Linked DNA regions of Homo sapiens: region 1 is linked to region 2. The links are chromatin loops, found by intact Hi-C in ENCODE. Cell type or tissue: endothelial cell of umbilical vein. All regions are shown on one strand. Each heading gives the region's core, and the rest is flanking DNA. Links, peaks and the distances in the headings are about the cores only.

The links. Hi-C counts contacts between places; a loop is a spot of excess contacts. Peaks named below come from ENCODE experiments on the same cell type or tissue, not always from the same donor. Only the 100,000 strongest peaks of a DNase experiment are listed, where the experiment ranks them.
Region 1: a loop joins it to region 2, with 7 times the contacts of the local background. A loop is called at or near these places in 2 of 110 quality-filtered maps.

Annotation. Positions count from the first base shown.
Region 1 is chr16:77,164,037-77,174,933 of GRCh38, forward strand. No RefSeq gene overlaps it. Among named protein-coding and RNA genes, the nearest start is that of MON1B, 22 kb to the right of the region's middle. In endothelial cell of umbilical vein, for the core only: a CTCF peak has its summit at 5,805 (motif pointing left); no DNase peak of the experiment used is centred there; H3K27me3 peaks cover 242 bases.
Region 2 is chr16:75,465,052-75,475,948 of GRCh38, forward strand. It overlaps CHST6 (carbohydrate sulfotransferase 6), which reads right to left. Exons shown (of 3, transcript NM_021615.5): 3 at 7,001-10,897. Among named protein-coding and RNA genes, the nearest start is that of TMEM170A, 5.8 kb to the left of the region's middle. RefSeq lists an enhancer at 6,598-7,240. In endothelial cell of umbilical vein, for the core only: a CTCF peak has its summit at 6,896 (motif pointing right); a DNase peak (open chromatin) is centred at 6,920.

The sequences.
Region 1 (10,897 bases), core at 4,422-6,921, 1.7 Mb after region 2:
CTCCATAGGGCTTTGGCATCACAGGCTATAGTGATCTTCAAGAAAAGCTCCACGTGTTCTGGTCTTGATGGCTCTGACTTAGTGGGGACTGTCAAAGAATACAATTTTAACAAATTCATTTTCAAAGATTTAATTGGCTTTCATTCCCAATTCATAAATCAGGTGGTATTGAATCTTTGAAATAAAAAGGCACTCCAATGAACTGAGCAGAGGGGGGTGAGATTTATAGACAGAAATGGCTGAAGAAAGAAAGAACAAGAAACAAACAAAAAAAATGGATTGATATTTTCAAAGTTAATTTCCTTAATGGGTTCAAGCAGAGGGGACTTTCTTATCATGCTGATTGAGGTTGACAGAGCCCCTTTGGTTGCTCTGAATCTCCTGGTTTTTGGAAAATGGGCACTTTCTAGGTTCTGTTTGATTTTGTGGCTCCTAGCATGAGTGACTCCATTCTGGTTCAGTCTTGTCTGTTGAGATGGACTTCAGTCCAAAGCAGTGACCTCCCATAAATCTTACTTAACAGGATGAAGGACTCAGAAGTTAAAATACTGCTTTGAGGGACACGTATGAAAATTTGCAAAGAAAGACTCAAACAAAGAAGTCTTTGGGGTTTGACCTGAGGCCACGGGTGAGGAAAAAAAAAATAGAAAAATATGAAGTCTTTGGTGGGGCCAGGTGTGGTGGCTCACGCCTGTAATCCTAGCACTTTGGGAGGCTGAGGCAGGTGGGTACTTGGGGTCAGGAGTTCAGACCAGCCTGACCAATACGATGAAACCCCGTGTCTACTAAAAATACGTCTAAAAATATAACAATTAGCCAGGCATGGTGGCATGTGCCTGTAATCCCAGTTACTCAGGAGGCTGAGACAGGAGAATTGTTTGAACCCAGGAGGCAGAGGTTGCAGTAAACCGAGATCATGCCATTGCCCTCCAGCCTGGGCAACAAAAGTGGAACTCTGTTTAAAAAAACAAAGCAAACAAACAAAAAAGTCTTTGGGGGAAGAGAAGAGGCCATGTGGTCCAGAGAAACTGGGGAAAGGTTGCACTCCTGAAAGGACAGACAATTCAAAAGCAGTCAGTAAGGCCAAACTTCTTGCTTGTCATATCTTGATGGAAGCTTCCTCTGGGAATGAAAAAGGCCCAGTATCTGGGTTACCCTGTAAGTATCATTTCCCCTCCCTTCTAGGAGCTGGATCCAATTCACTACTCAAGTATGTCCATTATATTATTCAGCCATCTATTGAGGATTTTAAGGTTATTGTGTTATAAATATATGGAAAGAAATAAAAACGTTTTAAATTGCGGCCAACTAAACCAAAATAAAACATTTAAAAAATATTGTTACTCCTTTACATATAACTTTTTTTTTTTTTTGGATGGAGTCTCGTTCTGTTTGCCCAGGCTGGAGTGCAGTGGTATGATCTCAGCTTACCGCAAACTCTGTCTCCCGGGTTCAAGCGATTCGCCTGCCTCAGCCTCCCGAGTAGCTGGGACTACAGGTGCACACCGCAACACCCAGCTAATCTTTTGTATTTTTAGTAGAGATGGGGTTTTACCGTGTTAGCCAGGATGGCCTCGATCTTCTGACCTCGTGATCTGCCTGCCTCAGACTCCCAAAGTGCTGGGAATACAAGCGTGAGCCACTGTGCCCAGCCTACATATAACTTTTACAATGAAGAGAGAGAAAAAAATCATCATGTATTCCTTTGGAATTTTCCAGAGTCTCAGTTACCGTTTGTATTAGGGTTCTCTAGAGGGACAGAGCTAATAGGATATATATATATATATATGAAAGGGAGTTGATTAAGGAGAATTGACTCACACGATCACAAGGTGAAGTCCCACGATAGGCCATCTGCAAGCTGAGGAGCAAGGAAGCCAGCAGTGGCTCAGTCCAAGTCCCAAAACCTCAAAAGTAGGAAAGTCAACAGAGCAGCCTTCAGTCTGTGGCTGAAGGCCTGAAAACCCCTTGCAAACCACTGGTGTAAGTCCAAGGATCTAAAAGCTGCAGAACTTGGCATCTGATGTTCCAGGGCAGGAAGCATCCAGCACTGGAGAAAGATGACAGCTGGAAGACTCAGCAAGTCAGCTTCTTCCACCTTCTTCTGCCCAGTTTTTCTAGCCCCACTGGGAGCTGATTGGATGGTGCCCACCTACGTAGAGAGTGGGTCTTCCTGAGGGTGGGCCTTCCTCTCCCAGTCCACTGACTCAAATGTTAATCTCTTCTGGCAACACCCAGGTGCACCTAGAAACAATACTTTAAATCCTTGAATCCAGTCAAGTTGACACTTAATATTAATGAATCACACCATTGCACATAGTGTCTTTTGTGTTTCATTAAAAGACAGAGTAAGGGGCCAGGCGTGGTGGCTCACACCTGTAATCCCTTTGCTTTGGGAGGCCAAGGCGGGTGGATCACAAGGTCAGGAGATTGAGATCATCCTGACTAACATGGTGAAACCCCGTCTCTACTAAAAATACAAAAAAAATTAGCCAGGCGTGGTGGCACGCACCTGTAGTCCCAGCTGCTTGGGAGGCTGAGGCAGGAGAATTGCTTGAACCCAGGAGGCAGAGGTTGCAGTGAGCCGAGATGGCGCCACTGCACTCCAGCCTGGGCAACAGAGTGAGACTCTGCCTCAAAAATAATAATAATAGTAATAATAATAAAATAAAAGACAGAGTTAGGAAACCACATAGCTCTCAGGATAGCCTCTCAATTGGATGGGATCCTGTGTCTTCTTTATCAAGGATATAAGATAATCAATGACAGCAATATTGGATAGGGATACACAGTGCAGGTCTTGTAAATCTTATGGTAAGTCCACACATTTCCTAAAAGTCCAGTGAAATTCAATAAAACCAAAATTATCTGGAAAAGAATTGTTTCCTTTCAGAGTGACTATTTTCTGGACTGCAATGCGATGGTTTCCTGGCTCTTTCATTGCATCTATTTCAGAGCAGTCTATTTCTGCTCGTGTTTTGTATCCTCTATTTCTATTTTATGGTGATACTCTCCCTTAACCCTCTAAGGATACTAATTATACTAAAAGTCTTATTCTGATTGTTCTACCAACATTTGCCTCATTATAAACTCCGTTCTTACTCAGTTTGTAGATTCTCTTTTTAGAATTAGTACTAAAGTATTCTAGTGATTCTTAATAGTGAACTCATCTTTCAAGGATAGCTCCTTCGACTTTCCTCTTCCTGCCCCAGCTTCTGTAGACACCTGAAGGAAGCAAAGCGTAGAAGTAACTTACGGACGTATGCCCTGCACAGTTTCCAGTGACAATGGAGCAGGCTATTAGGTAGAGGCTGTTTCAGGTGACTTTTCCTCTCAGCATGGCCGTTTCTGATTCTCCAAGGTATTGTTGGCCACCTGGGCCATTGAACTGTCTCTACCTCCAGTATTGTTCTGACTTAAACACAGACACAATGGAGGGGAGGAGGGGAGGGATGCACAAGGACCATCTACTCTGATTGCTCCTGTGTATGTAGTCCCTAAAATTCCCCCCATCAGATGGCTCCAGCTTCCCTAATTTCTAGGTTTAGAGTGTGGATGATACCCGTATTTTGTAGTTGAGCTCCCGTTAATATTCCTGAACGCATTTTGCTTTGCTATCACCACTTCAATATGATCCTTTCTGATTTCAGACTTTTAGGGATCGCATACAATTTTCTGGTCCTCCAATGTAGCTACAGATTGACTTATTAGGTTTCACACATATTTCTAATCATCTCTAAGGAGTGGAACAGGGAAAGACAAAGAAGGGGCTCCTGCTTGAGTGCAGTCTACCAAGTACTTCTTGGCTTGAGTCTTTGGTGCTTACAGAGAGAGAGAGAGAGAGAGAGGCAGAAGGGAGAAAGGGAGGGAAGGAGGGAAGGGGAGAGGCAGAATGACAAATTTTAGAGAAAAGTGTGTGTTGTATAATCTTGGAGGGGAATAAGGAAAGGTAAAAAAATACAAAGGCTTGAATCAAATAATAGAATAAATGATCTTCATCAGTTGCATTTTCTCTGCCTCTGAACCTTTTCTGGGGGAGAGGGACAATAAAGAAAAATATTTCCTGAAACAGCAAAATGTGTATTATACTTATGCCCCATGGTACTATATCTTATTTGTCCCAATTCTATGATAAAATTGAAAATTCAAATCTGTTTCTAAAAGAAGCACTGATCACTACTCTGGAATATCAAGCACAGAATACCTATAGTCATGTAGCCAGACGTACCATTTAAAATCACTCAGCAGAAAATTCCAAAAGTTAAATAAGTCTAGCCCCAGTCATCTCTCAGTATAATCGAAAAATAACCTTTTTGGATGGCTGTTGGAAGGGAAGAACATGGAAGGTCTGCAGTTCAATGGAAAGAAAACTGAGGTTGTCTTGTAGTGGAGACCAATGGCAGATAACGTGCTCTGAAAAAGGTGTAAGCCAAATAATCTCCATCATTTTGGTTTCATGGGGAATAAATGAAGATGACTATCTGGATCTCAGTTTTGGCTCCTCTGGTAGCTGGCTTTGTGACCTTGGGTAGGAGGTTTAACCTGTCTATCAGTTCCATCAGTTATAAAAATAGGCATAATTATATTTCCCTCATGGATTGCTATAAAGATTGAGCCAGGTAGTGTCTGTAAATAAGCTAGCTCAATCCCTGACATAATATGAGCTTAATGAATATTATATTTTTTCCTCTTAGTCTGAGTATATCTATTACTTCTGTTGGAAAAGAGTCTTGATTTTAACTACAAATATTGTTGCAGCCAACTGTGAGTTGAGACAGGAGCTTAGAAGAGGGCTCCCATTAGGCTTCTCAGTTTCCCTAAAAATGTCAAATATGGAATTTTAATTTTCCAAGACTCAGAAGTAAGGAGTTGTTCTTACCTCACAGGACTGTGTAAGTAGAAAATTAAACTATGTAAAACACCTTGCACTGTATAGCATTGAACGCATACTGTATGTGGGTGTGGCCCATTGAAGAAATTATTGCCAGCCACAAAGTTATGAACATATTCTCCTAAATCCTGTCTAGCATCGCGATTGTTTTCTCTCTCACAGTGAGAAACCCATCTGGAAAATCCATTTACAACCCATCTGGAATTGATTTTTGTTTATGGTATGGGAAAGGGAGTTTATAATAATTAATGATATTTATAAGACAAAACCAGCAAAATACTCAAGACCACCTAATTGTTCAGTAGACTCTTTTTGATTCATGAGACACTCACGACCTTGTCCCTCCAAAATTACCAGGTTGCCACAGCACTCTGTCTTCCTTCCTTCCTCCTGCCTATGTCAAATTCTCTTTCCCACTCTTCAAGCTTCCTATATAAGCAGACACATCCAGCCAGCAAAAGAGATTGCCTATCTGTCCTTCTGAAGCACTCATCCATCATAAAAGATGGTCCTGGAAAATCTCTAAAAGGTTGAAGTATGGGCTTTTCACAGTGGGAAGAGCCACATCACACCCTGATCCTTCTTTCTAATCTTCTGTTCATATAGGCTTGGCAGGAAATAAGAATTGGATGATGATTGAGGCAGCACAGAGAACTTGGAGACTTCTCTAGGGGTCTAGGGTTTGACCCTAGTCGTTTGGTCTCTGATACCTGCTTCTGGGTTCCGTTTATCAATTACCAGGACACCAGACAAGTGTCACAGGTCAACCTCCCATCATGCTTGGGTGGGCATACAAGGAAGAAAGGGCAGTAAAAACACGTAGCTGAGGCCAAATATATATGGTGACCACTTGTCAGTTTCACCAGCAGATTTACCTGCTCACAGGCTTAGAGAAAGGAGGAGTGCTAGCGCCCCCTGCAGTACAGAATCAAGAATCCCTAGTACCCAGGAGAGCATCAGTGATTCAGACTGAGGGCACATCGGGTAGGAGGCTCTCAGCACCCCTAAAAATTGCAAAACTAAAAAACTTCTCGCAGCTGAGAAGCTGGAGATAATGTTCATTTAAAAAAAACTGAGTAATCTCTGTTGTCAAAGAGCTATGTGACACCTGAAAAAATAGTATGCCAATATTTGGGGAGGAAAAAAAATAAAGCAAAACAGGAATTAAAAGAAAAAGAACACTTCTATCTCAAAAGACACAGCTTTTCCCAATTTTGAAAATGTGAATTACAGCCAACGTATTAAGTCCCTTGAAATTAGCAGGTTATAAAGAGCTGATACAGCCTTATCTAAAGAAAGCAAGAACAGCCCCATTACAACAGAAAAACAAAACAAAAAACTTCTAAATCATGCATGGCCTGAGATAAAGAAAAATTAAGGTCTTTGCATAACATTGCCCCAGAACTAAGCCTAGCAATATATTTTCCTGAGGAACCTGGAATGGGGGCCAAGTCAGATTTTCTTGTGTGGCAGAATACCTAATGGGAATTTTTAGAGCTGTGGATGGCTGGGAATTTTTAGAGCTGTGGATGGCCAGGAATTTTACTAAGAAGCAGGAAAAGTTGTGGGCAAAGAAACAAGAATAATGATGCATGGAGAGAAGTATAGGCAGGGGTTGGGTGTCAGAGAAAAAGAGTTTTCAGAATCTTTCTTTCCAGTTTCTGCTTCCATTTTTCCTGGAGTTCAGCCATTTTCCATCATGCCCGCCATGACTTAACTTTAACTGATTTCATAGCCACTTTTTCAACGAGATGACTGGGATTGGTTTCTCCTACTTTCAACCAAGAATCCTGACCACCATAGTGGGTTTTAGGAGATGGGCCAGTGAGTGGGGAGGCTGTTCTCTGGGCACAGGACCCTGACACAGACATCCCAGCACTGACAAAGCTCATTCCTCCCCAGGGATGCTGAGCTGCTGCAGGAAGCTCTTGAACATCAAGTTATGCCAGCAGAAAAAGACATCAGATTGGAAGAATGTGGGTGATGTTTTGCCTGTGGAGGGGGTGGAGGATAGCCTTGGATCCCTTGAAGCCCCTAGGACATGGGTTTAGCCACCCCATGGCACTACAGAGGGTCACGTGATCTGGAGCTAGCAGGATAGTGCTGGTTTAGAATATTCTGCTGACATCGTCCTAGCTATCGTCACAGTGTTTCCTTAAGCATTAATTTATGGTCACAGTTACTGTAACACAGCTAAAATTTTTTACCATATCTACTCTTTCTAATGGTCTAATAATGAGAAGGTTTTTAGCACACGTGTCACAGGGTCAAGAGAGCAATTACTTTTCATCTGAATTCATAAAACCCTTATTATACTAACACAAAGCACCATATTTTTAATTCCATGTAGTATAAATAAATAAAAAGAAAATAGCCACGAGCATTTTTCTAACCATATGACCTTGAGCAAGTTACGTGAACTCTGTGGAGATCTGTGTACTTTTCTGTAAAACAGATTTACTGAGCATTGCATCATATAATTATTGTGATGATTAAATAAATTTATTCTATAAAGTGCTTAGCACAGTGCCTGGCACATGGTAAAGTGCTGAGTAAATATCAGCTCTTTTTATTACTGGAAGTACCTGGCTTTCCCCATTGACTTGATTTCAGAGGCAGATGAATTCTCCCTTATCCAAAATTATTTCATACACCACTCTGGCCACCAGAGATTCATTCACACTTTGAGTTGTCAAATAATTTCTATTGTTATGCAGAAAATCCTAGTAGAAACCATAAAATGCTACTTAATAGTCATTCAAGCTTTTTATAAAATAGTTTTCAAAGTAAATTGTTTCCTTTATGGGTTTTAATGACGAGAAGGATGAGATTAACCACAGGACTCTGGAGAGAGGTACAGATTTGGGGGATTTACATGGGGGTGGACTGATATCACAATGATCCCTAATTTTCTATATTCACCAGGCAGATGAGCTGGTCTCAGAAATACTCAAGTCTCAAAATCTTTGGAACATATGCTTCCATATCAGGTACATGGGTTTTTTCTGCCATCTAGTGGCCACCTTTGATAAAGACAGTCATCTTTATGTGAGCAAAGGTTTCCCACCTAGAGCACTACATAGGAAACTCCCAGGCTCCCAGGCATCTTTTTCAGTTTACACTTTTCAGGGAGTTCCCCTAAAATTGCCTCTGAAATTGGAATAAAAGCAAAGGTCCTAGTCCTCAGGGAGGCACAAAGCTAGGATAAGTTGTTAGAATAGCACTAGCTGAGCCACTGATTCTCTGGGTGGCTGCCAGCTAAGTCTCTTTTCCTTCCCCAACCTGTTTTCTCATCTATAAGATAAATCACACTGGCGGGTCCCTGTTAGCTCTAATACTCTGGTGTTCTGAGTCCCTCCAATTTTAAATCTTTATTTGGACAAGCATGTCTATACTTGCCTCATTAATTAAAGTAAATCGAGGAGAAATTATAACATCTAGACAACGAAGTTGCTATTCCCTAGGACAACTCAGCGATAAGGTAGTTGAGTATCATGTTTCTGACATCATCTTCCTCTTGGGGAAGGTTTTCCTTTTCAATTTCCTTGTAGAGACTGTATGAATCATGGCTTCATTTATCCTAAAGTCCATAAGTAAAATGCAGATTATCAATGAGCAAGTTGTTTATTTCAAATATGTAGATACTCCTTGACAAATTCTCAAAAGGTTTTATCGCACTGATAATGGACAGTAATCTATTTGATGGGGTTTATTTAAATCGCAATTTTCTATTCTCCGTGCCACAGAAATGGCTTAAGTCCTCCCAAGCTTTTATTCGAAGGACTGACATATTCTCATTAGCATCCCACCTGCTTCTAAAATCTCTTTCCTTTCATCGTTATTCCATCCAAAAATCAGGAGAGAATAATCTTTTTCATTCTTCTTTTTAATTGACAAATAAAAATTATATATATTGATGGTGTCCAACATGCTGTTTTGATATATGTATAGATATTGTGAAATGGCTAAATCAAGCTAATTAAATATGCATTACCTTCACATACTTAACATTTCTTTTTTTTTTTTTTTTTGCAATACAAACACTTAAAATCTACTCTCTTAGCAATTTTCAAGTTTGCCATACTTCTACCCAAAGATTCCACTGGCTTCCTGCCACCATCCTTCAGTCTAAAACTGTATCATGCTGTTCCTGGCATTCTTTGATCAGGGCCTATGAGAGAAATTTATTTCCTGCTTCCTGGGCATTCAGATTCCCAGCAGCTGCAACAACCTGAACTTCCTTTGGACAATTACTCCTTATGATGACTTGAGTGATCTTGGCCTCACTTTCAAGCCCAGGGTGAACCTTCATTGCCTTGGCCCATTCTAAATGAATCATTTCCTGGCCATAGTGATTGGTTCTGGCATGGACACATATCTAACCAGAGTCAATGAGATTTCCACTGAGACTTCTGAGAAATAGATTCTCTCCCATCCCTTCTGGACTTAAAGCAAGACATATGTAGCCACAGAAGCAGCTAGAGCCCTCTTGAGACCTGGAGGGAGAAACTGCTAGAAAATGGAGTATACATCAAGGAAGAAGAGGAAGGAATGAAGAAAGAAACTGAATCTTGGCCACATCATTGGAGCCCTGGATCAACCCTCACCTGAAGATTGCCCTCACCTTCTTTTCAACTCACCAATGAAGTGTTTTCATTGTTTAAGGCAGTTCAAGTTGGGTTTTCTGCAATTTAAAATAATAATAATACTAATAAAATCTATAGCTCATGTGGGTTCCAAGCAACCTTTCCATGTGTTTCACCTTAGTTTTCATAGATGCTTTTCTTCCAGTTTTGCCAAACTAATGGAGAATACTCAGGCAGAAGAGACAGTGTGGTTTACTCTAAGAACTCATCCAAGTTCTGAGAGTACTGAGTTGATCATTAATAATTGGACCTAGGTATGTGGGAGAAGGCAGAGACAAGGGTGACCCCAAGGTGAGGGACATAAGTCACTGTGGGACTAACTTCTGGTAACATTAAGAGAAGAAACAAGTTTGGGAAAAGGAGATGAGTTTCCATTTGGAACAACTTGAATTTAAGTAGACTTATCCTTTTGAGCTGCAAACGTTGACCTGTCTGCATCCTCCAGAAAACTGGAAGTTTGTTAAGGGCAGGGACTGTGGGCTCTAAATCTTCAATCATCTCCCACAGGACCCCAATAAATATGTATTCTAATAATAAGAAAATAAAATCAATGAAATATAAGTTACCCAAAAATAATTAGAGAACAGTGAAGTCCCAGTCTCCTCTTTGGGCCTGATGATTACGTCTGTCAAATGTTCAGAAAAATTCTGAGATGCCTGCTGGAGAGAACGAGTTCTGTCAGTAGAGGAGGCAGCATTGAAGCTGTACTTGTAATATTTATTTGGAAGGAGAGGAGTACCCCATCCCGGAGGAAGGGCTTGAGCAAAGGCACTCCTGCTCCCTATCTGACTGGGGAATACCACTTGTAGGGTACAGAATCATACCATTATTTCAGAAAACTGAGGAGAGAGCTGGAGTAATACTACCAGTAAGAGATCCCACTTCACCTGACAATGACCCATCAGAGTGGTCAGAGAATCAGAGGCTACACAGAAGGGACTGTGCTTGGAGAAATAGGTCACAGATAATTAAACAAAAGAAGAATTTTTGTTTGTTTGTCTTTGAGACGGAGTTTTGCTCTTACGCCCAGGCTGGAGTGCAGTGGCCAGCGATCTCAGCTCACTGCAAACTCTGCCTGCTGGTTTCAAGCAATTCTCCTTCCTCAGCCTCCCGAGTAGCTGCGATTACAGGAGTCCACCACCACGCCCAGGTAATTTTCATATTTTTAGTAGAGACGGGGTTTCACCATGTTGGCCAGGCTGGTCTCGAACTCTTGACCTCCTGATCCACCGACTTGGCCTCCCAAAGTGCTGGGATTACAGGCGTGAGCCACCACACCCGACCAAAGAGGACTCTCTTTAATAATGCCCGTTTTTGTAGGAGTAAGATGGAATCTCATTGTGGTTTTAATTTGCATTTC
Region 2 (10,897 bases), core at 5,377-7,876:
ACAGAACAAGAACGTTCTCTATTTAAAGCTGATAGTAGAAAGAGCCCATGCAAAGTCTGGTGTGGGACCAGAATGGGAGGGAGGCTATGTAGCCTCTATAGAGCTCGACTTAGTTTTAAATAAAATAAAATGTACAGAGATTCGGTTCAGAGCAATAAAATTAGATCACACTTTTTTCTTTTTTTTGAGACGGAGTCTCCCTCTGTGACCCAGGCTGGAGTGCGGCCGCGCGATCTCTGCTCACTGCAAGCTCTGCCTCCCGGGTTCACACCATTCTCCTGCCTCAGCCTCCCGAGTAGCTGGGACTACAGGCGCCCGCCACCACGCCCGGCTAATTTTTTGTATTTTTAGTAGAGGCGGGATTTCATCGTGTTAGCCAGGATGGTCTCGATTTCCTGTCCTCGTGGATCACACATTTTTGTCTCACCTCCCTTCAGAAAGCCTGTTAAAATGAAGGCAGAGAAATCGTAAAAAGGAATAAGCTAATGTTCAGTTTGTTTGCACTGCTGTAACAAAGTACCTGAGAGTGGGCAATTTATTAAGAACAGAAATTTATTTTCTCACAGTTCTGGAAGCTGGGAGGTCCAAGATCAAGGTCGCAGCAGGTTCCATGTCTAAGGACGGCCCGTTCCTCACTGATAGCACCGCCCGGGCGTCCTCACACGGTAACAAAGGGAGCCCACTCTCCAAATCCCTTTTATAAGGGTCCTAATCCCATAACGGGGGCTCCACTCTTCTGACTTAATCGTCTCCTAAAGGCCCCTCCTCTCAGTACTATCGCATTCCCACGAAGTTTCAGGACATGAATTTGGGGGAACACGTTCAGACCATAGCAGCCATTAACAATAGTGTTCTGGAAGGGAAGTTACCAAGGATAAGTAATGTCCACAAGGTTCCAGGTGATGAAGAGGCTTGTGACGAATAATAATGTTTTTGTTTGGTTGGTTGGTTTGTTTTGAGACAGAGTCTCACTTTGTTGCCCAGGCTGGAGTGCAGTGGCGAAATCTCAGCTCACCGCAACCTCCGCCTCCCTGGTTCAAGCGATTCTCCTGCCTCAGCCTCCCCAGTAGCTGGGATTCCAGGCGCGTGCCACCAGGCCCAGCTAATTTTTGTATTTTGAGTAGAGATAGGGTTTTGCCATGTTATCCATGTTGGTCTCGTTCCTGACCTCAAGCGATCCACCTGCCTTGGCCTCCCAAAGTGCTGGGATTACAGGCGTGAGCCACTGCACCTGACTGGTAAATTTTTTTTTTTTTTTTTTTTTTTTTTTTTTTTTTTTGAGACGCAGTCTTTTTCTGTCGTCCAGGCTGGAGTGGAGTGGAGTGTAGTGGCGCAATCTCGGCTCACTGCAACCTTCGCCTCCCGGGTTCAAGCAATTCTCCTGCCTCAGCCTCCCAAGTAGCTGGGATTATAGCTCCGTGCCACCATGCCCAGGTAATTTTTGTATTTTTAGCAGAGATGGAATTTCACCATATTGGTCAGGTTTGTCTCAAACTCCTGACGTCAGGTGATCCATCTACCTTGGCCTCCCAAAGTGCTGGGATTACAGGCGTGAGCCACCGTGCCCAGCCTGAAAACTTCTTTAAAAATCATTGAATTGTACAGTTAAAATAAATGAATTTTATGCTACATAAATCATACCTTTTAAAATCTTTTTAAAAAGTGACCAATTCACCGATCTGCCAAGCAAGGTGGCTCATGCCTGTAAACCCAACACTTTTGGGAGGCCAAGGCTGCAGGATTGCTTGAGCCCAGGAGTTTGAGACCAGCCTGGGCAACATAGGTAAACCTTGTCTCTACTAAAAATTCAAAAATTAGTCGGGTGTAGTGGCACACACCTATAGTCCCAGCTAACTCCAGAGGCTGAGGTGGGAGGATCCCTTGAGCCCCAGAGGTCAAGGCTGCAGTGAGCTATCATTGCTCCATTGTACTCCAGCCTGGGCAACAGAAGAAGGCCCTGTCTCAAAAAACAAACACACAAATAAACAAACAAAAAACCCCACAAGAATTTAAAGATGGCTCAGGAATTTAGTAAATAATTAAAGCTGAAACTTTTTGTCATATAAGTTGAAATGGAAAAACCTGTGATTCACAGGTATTTTCTGGCGCAGCTAGACTTCTTGTTGGCATTTCAGATTCTGTAGGATTTTTTTGTGACAGTGGCTGACAGCCTTTTTCCATAATTGTGCTATATCCAATGCTGGCCCTGGAAATAAATGGTGTTGCTCCACCAAATTAATCATAATAAAGAAAGGAAAAGAAAAATAAATAGAACAAGAAGAAAAAGATAGAAATAAGAAATTCTACCAAGCACAGTGGCTCACGCCTGAAATCCCAACACTTTGGGAGGCCAAGGTGGGTGGATCACCAGGTCAGGAGTTGGAGGCCAACCTGGCCAACATGGTGAAGACTGTCTCTACTAAAAATACAAAAATTAGCCGAGCGTGGTGGCGGGTGCCTGTAATCCCAGCTACTCAAGAGGCTGAGGCGGGGGAATCACTTGAACCTGGGAGGAAGAGGTTGCAGTGAGCCGAGATCTTGCCATTGCACTTCAGCCTGGGCAACAAGGGCAAAACTCCATCTCAAAAAAAAAGAAAGAAATAAAAAAGAAATTCCTAAAACAGAGGGAATCTATAGGTCACCTACAAAGAAATGAGAATCAAATGGTTCAGTAGCCAAATGAAGAAGAAGGCTGGATGACAATGTACCAACACCTTCAGTATTTGCAGAGAAAATGATTTTTTTTAAAGCTTTTTTGTTTTTAAATTTTTTTAAGAGACAGGGTCTCACTATGTTGCCCAGGCTGGTCTCAAACTTGTGGGCTCAAGCAATCCTCCCGCCTTGGCCTCCCAAAGTTCTGGGATTACAGATGTAAGCCACTGCACCCGGTCATTAACCTATTTTACACTCAAAAGTATTGTGTGCAAAATACATATTTTCCATTTTTGTTTGTTTGTTTGTTTGTTTGAGACAGAATCTTGCTCAGTCACCCAGGCTGGAGATCAATGGCACGATCTCAGTTCATTGCAACCTCCGCCTCCCAGGTTCAAGCAATTCTCCTGCCTCAGCCTCCTGAGTAGCTGGGATTACAGGTGCCCACCACCATGCTCTGCTAATTTTTGTATTTTTAGTAGAGACAGGGTTTTGCCATCTTGGCCAGGCTGGTCTCGAACCCCTGACTTCGTGATCCACCCACCTCGACCTCCCAAAGTGCTGGGATTACAGGCATAAGCCACCACACCCAACCCATATTTTCCTCTTAATTCAAGAACATTAGCAAGACTGTTTATTAGAATTTTCTCCTGAGCCGGGCGCGGTGGCTCACACCTGTAATTCTGGCACTTTGGGAGGCTGAAGCAGGCAAATTGTCTGAGCTCAGGAGTTCCAGACCAACCTGAGCAACATGGTGAAACCCCATCTCTACTAAAATAGAAAAAATTAACTGGGAATGGTGGTGTGTGACTGTAGTCCCAGTTACTCAGGAGGCTGAGGTAAGAGCATTGCTTGAACCCGGGAGCCACTGCACTCCAGCGTGGGCAACAAAGCCAGACTCCATCTCAAAAAGAAAAAAGGCCGGGCGTGGTGGCTCACACCTGTAATCCCAGCACTTTGGGAGGCAGAGACGGGCGGATCACGAGGTCAGGAGATCGAGACCATCCCTGGCTAACACGGTGAAACCCCGTCTCTACTGAAAATACAAAAAAATTAGCCGGGCGTGGTGGCAGGTGCCTGTAGTCTCAACTACTCGGGAGGCTGAGGCAGGAGAATGGTGTGAACCCAGGAGGTGGAGCTTGCAGTGAGCTGAGATTGCGCCACTGCACTCAATCCTGGGCGACAGAGCGAGACTCCGTCTCAAAAAAAAAAAAAAAAAAAAAAAGAAACAGAAGTCTCTCTTGAAACCTCCGTTTAGGAAGCTTCCTCCTGCCAGTTCCCTACCACTACAATTGGCGTTTTGCATCAACCAAGAAACCTATCTAAAATAAAAATAGGAAGTATAAAAAGGGTCAGGAAATACTGACCTTTTAACCATGCTGTCTTTTTGGTACATTTCCCAGACTAGCAGAGTCTATTAGAAGTGGAAGAAACCGCTGGGCGTGGTGGCTCATGCCTGTAATCCCAGCACTTTGGGAGGCTGCGGCGGGTGGATCACGAGGTCAGGAGTTTGAGACCAACCTGACCAACATGGTGAAACCCCGTCTTTACTAAAAATACAAAAATTAGCCGGGCATGGTGGCATGTGCCTGTAATCCCAGCTACTCAGGAGGCTGAGGCAGGAGAATTGCTTGAACCTGGGAGGTGGAGGTTGCGGTGAGCCGAGATCGCACCATTGCACTCCAACCTGGGCGACAGAGCAAGACTCTGTCTCAAAAAAAAAAAAAAAAAAAGAAAAAGGGCCAGGTGTGGTAGGTCACACCTGTAATCCCAGCACTTTGGGAGGCCGAGGCAGGCAGATCACGAGGTCAGGAGTTCCAGAACAGCCTGACCAACATGGTGAAACCCCATCTCTACTAAAAATACAAAAATTAGCCGGGCCTGGTGGCATGCGCCTGTAATCCCAGCTACTTGGGAGGCTGAGACAGGAGAATTACTTGAACCCGGGAGGCAGAGGTTGCAGGAGCCGAGATCGTGCCATTGCACTCCAGTCTGGGCAACAAAATGAGACTCTGTCTCAAAAAAAAAAAAAAAAAAAAAAAATCAGCTGGGCGTGGTGGTGGGCGCCTGTAATCCCAGCTACCGGAGAGGCTGAGGCAGGAGAATGGCGTGAACCCGGGAGGTGGAGCTTGCAGTGAGCAGAGATCGCGCCACTGCACTCCAGCCTGGGCAACAGAGCGAGACTCCGTCTCAAAAAAAAAAAAAAAAAAAAGTGGAAGAAATCAATTATTGTAGGGTTACATAATCAATTATGTATTACATTAGGAAACATTATTTTGAATTTAGAATTCGATCTTTAGTTCATTTATGAATTGACAGGTTAAAAAAAGACATTTAGCCTTGCAGGACTCAGAAAATGGAGGTTTCCTGGGCCCTGTCTAAGGAAGCCAAGGAGGCGGTCCAGCACACCAGACCCCCTGGCCCCTTGCTGCTCTTTCAACAAGCCAGATGCCTCCCCTCCTTAGGGCTTTTGTGTTAGCTCTTTCCTGCTCCCAGACAGGCTACCCATGATTGCCCTTAACATACTCCCTCACCTCCTGTAAGACTTTCCTCAAATGTCGCTTTCTCACTGAGACCTACCCTGATCACCCCATTAAAAATTACAACTCACACCTCTACACACATATATTCCTCATCCCCCGATCCTTCTCTACTTTAATCCTTGGCACTTTCTAATATGCTAAATAATGTAGCCATTTATTAAGCTTATTCATCAGCTATCTCCCCACCATCAGAATGCAAGTTCCTGAAGGGCAGGGTTGTTGTTGTTGTTGTTTGAGAGAGTCACACTCTATCGCCCAGGCTGGAGTGCAGTGGCGCGATCTCAGCTCACTGCAACCTCCGCCTCCCAGGTTTAAGCGATTCTCCTGCCTCAGCCTCCTGATTAGCTGGGATTACAAGCGTGCACCACCACCACCACGCCTGGCTAATTTTTGTATTTTTAGTAGAGATGGGGTTTCACCATGTTGGCCAGGCTGGTCTCGAACTCCTGACCTCATGATCTGCCTGCCTCGGCCTCCCAAAGTGCTGGGATTACAGGCGTGAGCCACTGCGCCTGGCTGGTTTTTGTTTTGTTTTGTTTTGTTTTGTTTGTTTTTGAGATGGAGTCTCGCTCTGTCGCCCAGGTTGGAGTCCTTTGGCGCCATCTCGGCTCAATTCAACCTCCGCCTCCCGGGTTCAAGCAATTCTCCTGCCTCAGCCTCCTGAGTAGCTGGGACTACAGGTGCATGCCACGATGCCCAGCTAATTTTTATATTTTTAGTAGAGACTGGGTTTCACCATATGGGTCAGGCTGGTCTTGAACTCCTGACCTCAGGTGATCCACCTGCCTCGGCCTCACTAAGGGCTGAGATTAGAGGTGTGAACCACTGCACCCAGCCTAGGGCAGGGGTTTTTGCTTTTTGTCTGTTTTTGGTCCTGCTGTATCTCCAGCTCCTATAATAGCCCAGTGCCTGGTTGGTGCTCAACCCATAATGTGTGTTGAATGAATGAGTGGAGTTCTTGAGGACTGGGAGCAGAATAACACAAGACTTGCAGGACAGGCCAGGTTTTCTGGTCTTACTCCCAAAGGAGAAAATGCTCGATTGGCTGGAATGAATTGCCATCTTGGAAAAATGGATAGTAGGCCAATCCTTTCCATTTCATCAAGACTTTAGCTCTGGTTCTTTCGTTTTTTGTTTGTTTGAGACAGAGTCTCGCTCTATTACCCAGGCTGGAGTGCAGTGGGGCGATCTTGGCTCACTGCAACCTCTACCTCCTGGGTTCAAGCAATTCTCATGCCTCAGCCTCCCAAGTAGCTGGAATTTCAGGCACATACCACCACGCTTGGCTACGTTTTTGTATTTTTTTTAGTAGGGACAGGGTTTCGCCAAGTTGCCCAGGCTGGTCTCGAACTCCTGAGCTCACGCAATCTGCCCACCTTGGCCTCCCAAATTGCTAGCATTACAGCTGCACCCAGCCTAGCTCTGGTTCTTAAGGAACATGGTCTGAATAGAGTCATTCACAGAATAAGGATTTGCACTGTGAGAGGATATTTAAATTGTAAGAGAATCTGCTGGGGGCAGGTGGTGCTTAAATCTAAATCCATTAACTTGTGAAGGTAGTCGGGATAACCCACTGGACCTCAGCATAGGGGTCACTCGACCTAAAGAAATTGCTCGCCTGATCCACTGGTGTGGAGTGGGCCTGTGGGTGAGGGACAGATTCCAGCCCATGGTGGTTTCAGTGTGTGATGAGTGAGATCATTCAGTAGAGGGCGCTGGGAGAACTGATGACTCGCACCGATCAGGAATATTGCATGCAATTTAGATCCAAGCGTAAAACACTAGACTACTAAAGTACTGGAAGCAAGCGTGAAGACCATTTTTATCACTGTAGCAGGACAAAGTCGTTTCAACAAGACATAAAATCCACTGGCCATAAGGAAAGGATTCACATTCAACAATATGATAAACTAGGTGAAACTTTTTGAAATTTGATTGTGATGAGGTGGTGATTTGATTTCACAGGTATATACAAATGTTTAATCAAACTTTACACTTTATGTGCAGATGTTGTATATCAATTATAGCTCAATGAAGCTTCTTTTTTTTTAAGAAGCCTGAGGGGAAAATGCCATAAAGTAAGTTAACAAAACAACAACAACAAAAAACAGATGACAAGCTAGGAGAAACCATTTGCACAACAAAAATAACAAAGCATATTCAAAAGAGGCTGTGGTAAGTCAACAGCAACATGGGCACAGCCTTGAACAATGAAAAAGGAATACAGTTGAGTCATAAGCATGAAAAGATGTTCAGCTGCCCCAGGAATTAAAGAAGTGCAGACTGAAACATCAAGTAACATTTTTCACCCATCAGGTAGGCAAAAATTAAAACCATTGATTTAACCCTGTAGAGGTGATGGGGCAGTTGTGGCAGTGGTGGGGCGCAGTCTGTAGGAGTGGGTGACAAAGGCACATCAAAGACAAAGCTAGGGGACACAGGGTCTGTGGTGGCCATGAGGAGTTGATACAGTGTTGATGTGGATAATATATCTTCTTGATGCAAAATAACAAAAATAAGGCCCACCATTGATTCCCCAACAGCCTCTTGATAGGTGGGTTCTCTGACCTATTCCAGGCAACACTGTTTCTATGCACCCATCAGCCCATCTAGTGCTTTGATTGCCCCTTCTGAGCTCCCACAGCCAGAGCAGAGGCAGCAAGCGTGCCTGCCCCTAATTGTGGGTGACTGCTGGGCCTAGACACTTCTAGCTGCATCACAGGGCCTACAGGTAAGGGGAGACACTAATTACAGCCCTACCAGCAGGGAGGGAGCCTGGACCCTGGTGGAAATTGGAAGCTGCAGGTGCCAGGAGCCCTCCGTTCTCAAGTGTATCGGTTAGGCAATGCTACGTAACAAACCACCACAACACTCAAATGACTGAAACACAATAAGCACTTTTATTGCTCCTAAAGTCTTCGACTTGGCCGCAGTGCTGGGCTCAGCTGGCCTCGCTCATATGTCTTTATAGCTACTCTTCTCAAGTGGTGGACTCAGTTTCCCCACCTCTGAATCTGGGTGAGCCCTGGGACTCCCTTTGGCCAGTAGAAGGTAGCCGAAGTGGCTGCGTGCGGATCAGCTGGAGCTGGCTGGTCTAGGATGGCCTGGTTTGGGACCCCTGAACTCTCCTTCTCATGGTCTCTGCTTGTCCAGCAGGCTGGCCTGGGCTTTCTCCCGGGCAGAGGCGGAGGTCCGAAGCAAAGGAGCAGCACGCAGGTTCTCTTCAGGTGGAGGAAAGCAGAGGCGTCAGCTCAGACTATGCCTTTTTCACATAAAAAATGATTTTCAGCTGAAGGCAATTAAGAAGCAGAAAGTGCAGGAAAAGTTCAGGTTTCCCTCCCCTTTTCTGCCTAAAGGCACGATATAAACTCTCCATCACTGGACACAACCCTTGACTCAGAGGTGGTACCAGAGGCTGCTGCAGACAAATCCTGTTGCATCAGCTTCCTCTCGGATATTTACCATCCCATAGTTTACCACCTTTGGAAGCCTAAAACTGTTGTCCTTGGTCATCCTATCTCTACAAATTTATTGTATTTTTTAAAAATGCTGTGTAAGACAGTGTTCCAAGCCATCACTTTGTTACTTTTCATTGAGGCTTATCCTGAGTGATGTTGGCTGCCTGTGTTAACAAACTGTTTTTCGCCAGGTACAGTGGCTCATGCCTGTAATCCTAGCACATTGGGAGGCCAAGGCAGGTGGATCACCTGAGGTCAGGAGTTCCAGCCCAGCCTGATCGACATGGTGAAACCCCATCTCTACTAAAAATACAAAAAAAATTAGCCGGGCGTGGTGGTGTACATCTGTAATCCCAGCTACTCGGGAGGCTGAGGCAGGAGAATCGCTTGAAACTGGGAGGCGGAGGTTGCAGTGAGCCAAGATGGCGCCACTGCACTCCAGCCTGGGGGACAAGAGCAAGACTCTGCCTCAAAAAAACAGAAACAAAAACATTGTTTTTCTTTGTGAATCTGTCTTTTCATTAAAAAGTCTCTCTTAATCTGTTTTGTTTTGCTATAACAATACCACAGATGGGGTCATTTATTTAGAGATAGGTGTCTTGCTCTGTCACTCAGGCTGGAGTGCACTGGCATGATCATGGTTCAATGTAGCCTCAACCTCCCAGGGTCAAGCAGTCCTCCCAACTCAGCCTCCCAAGTAGCTAGGACTACAGGTGCACGACACCATGCCCTGCTAATTTTTTTTTAACTTTGTAGAGATGGGGTCTCACTATGTTGCCCAGGCTGGTCTTGAGTGCCTGGTCTCAAGTGATCCTCCTGCCTCAGCCTTGCAAAGTATTGGGATTACAGGCGTGAGCCACTGAACCCAGCAAGGGTCATATATAATAAATAGAAGTGTATTGGCTTACAGTTCTGGAGGCTGGGAAGCCCAAGATCAAGGAGCCAGCATCTAGCGAGAGCCTTCTTGCTGTGTCCTAGCATGATGGAAGGCATCATATGGCAGAAGGGCAAAGTGAGGGCGAGAGAAAGACAAAGAATGAACTCCTTCATTTAAAAGGCACCACTCTCAGGATAACCAACTCACTCCTGAAATAATGGTGGTTTTTTTTAAGACAGACTCTCGCTTTGTTGCCCAGGCTGGAGTACAGTGGTGCGATCTCAGCTCACTGCAATCTCTGCCTCCTGGGTTCAAGCGATTCTCCTGTCTCAGCCTCCCAAGTAGCTGGCCTTACAGGCATGTGCCACCACACCTGGCTAATTTTTGTATTTTAACTAGAAATGGTGTTTTACCTTGTTGGCCAGGCTGGTCTCAAACTCCTGACCTCAAGTAATCCGCACACCTCAACCTCCCAAAATGCTGGGATTACAGACATGAGCTACCATGCCTGCGCCCAGAAATAATGTTCTCTACCCATTCACAAGGGCATAACCCGCACGGCGTAATTTACTTTCCATCAAGCCTCACCTCACAACACTGGGGATCAAGGTTCCAACTTTGGGAGACACAATCAAATCACAGCAGAGCCCCAGCTGAAAACCTAAGACAGGTGGAGGTAAAGTTTTGCTTCCAAGGCCTATGCTTCAAACTGGCTCACAGGAAGTTGCACTACACTTGTCTACAGGACAAAGCAAGTCACAGGACCAGCCTGGATTCAGAGGTGGAGAAACAGACTCTACTTCTTGATGGCAGGAGCCATGGTCACACAGCACAGAGTGTCAACACAGCAAACCACTAACAGTGGTCAATGCAGTCACCCCCACAGCAACCCAGAGCTCTGTGCCCTGTCACAGCATTGGGCAGTCCCCAGTGATTAAACCTTCCTGTTGGGACTGCACTCTCACAGAGATATAAGACATACGTGATCAGCACAAGTATGTACCTACCCAGCCCTGGCTTTACTGTGCCTAGTCAGCCAGGCCACTTTCTTTGTCCTGAAAGCTGACCTGGGTTCACTGTGAGGCTTGACTGTACTGCCCATGCGCAGAGAGCAAATTCAGGAGCCAGTCAAGCATGTCCTGACACCTTGGGAGTCAGGGGAGAATGGATGGGTCATACAACAAAGGACTTGGATACCAAGAGGCCATTAATTGCAGCCATCAATAAAATTTGTGACCTAAACAGGGGCAAATGAAGCTTGTTGGGCATGCTGGCTGGGCATGAGATGGAGTCTTGCTCTGTCATCCAGGCTGGAGTGCAGTGGCATTATCTCGGCTCACTGCACTGTCCGCCTCCTGGATTCAAGG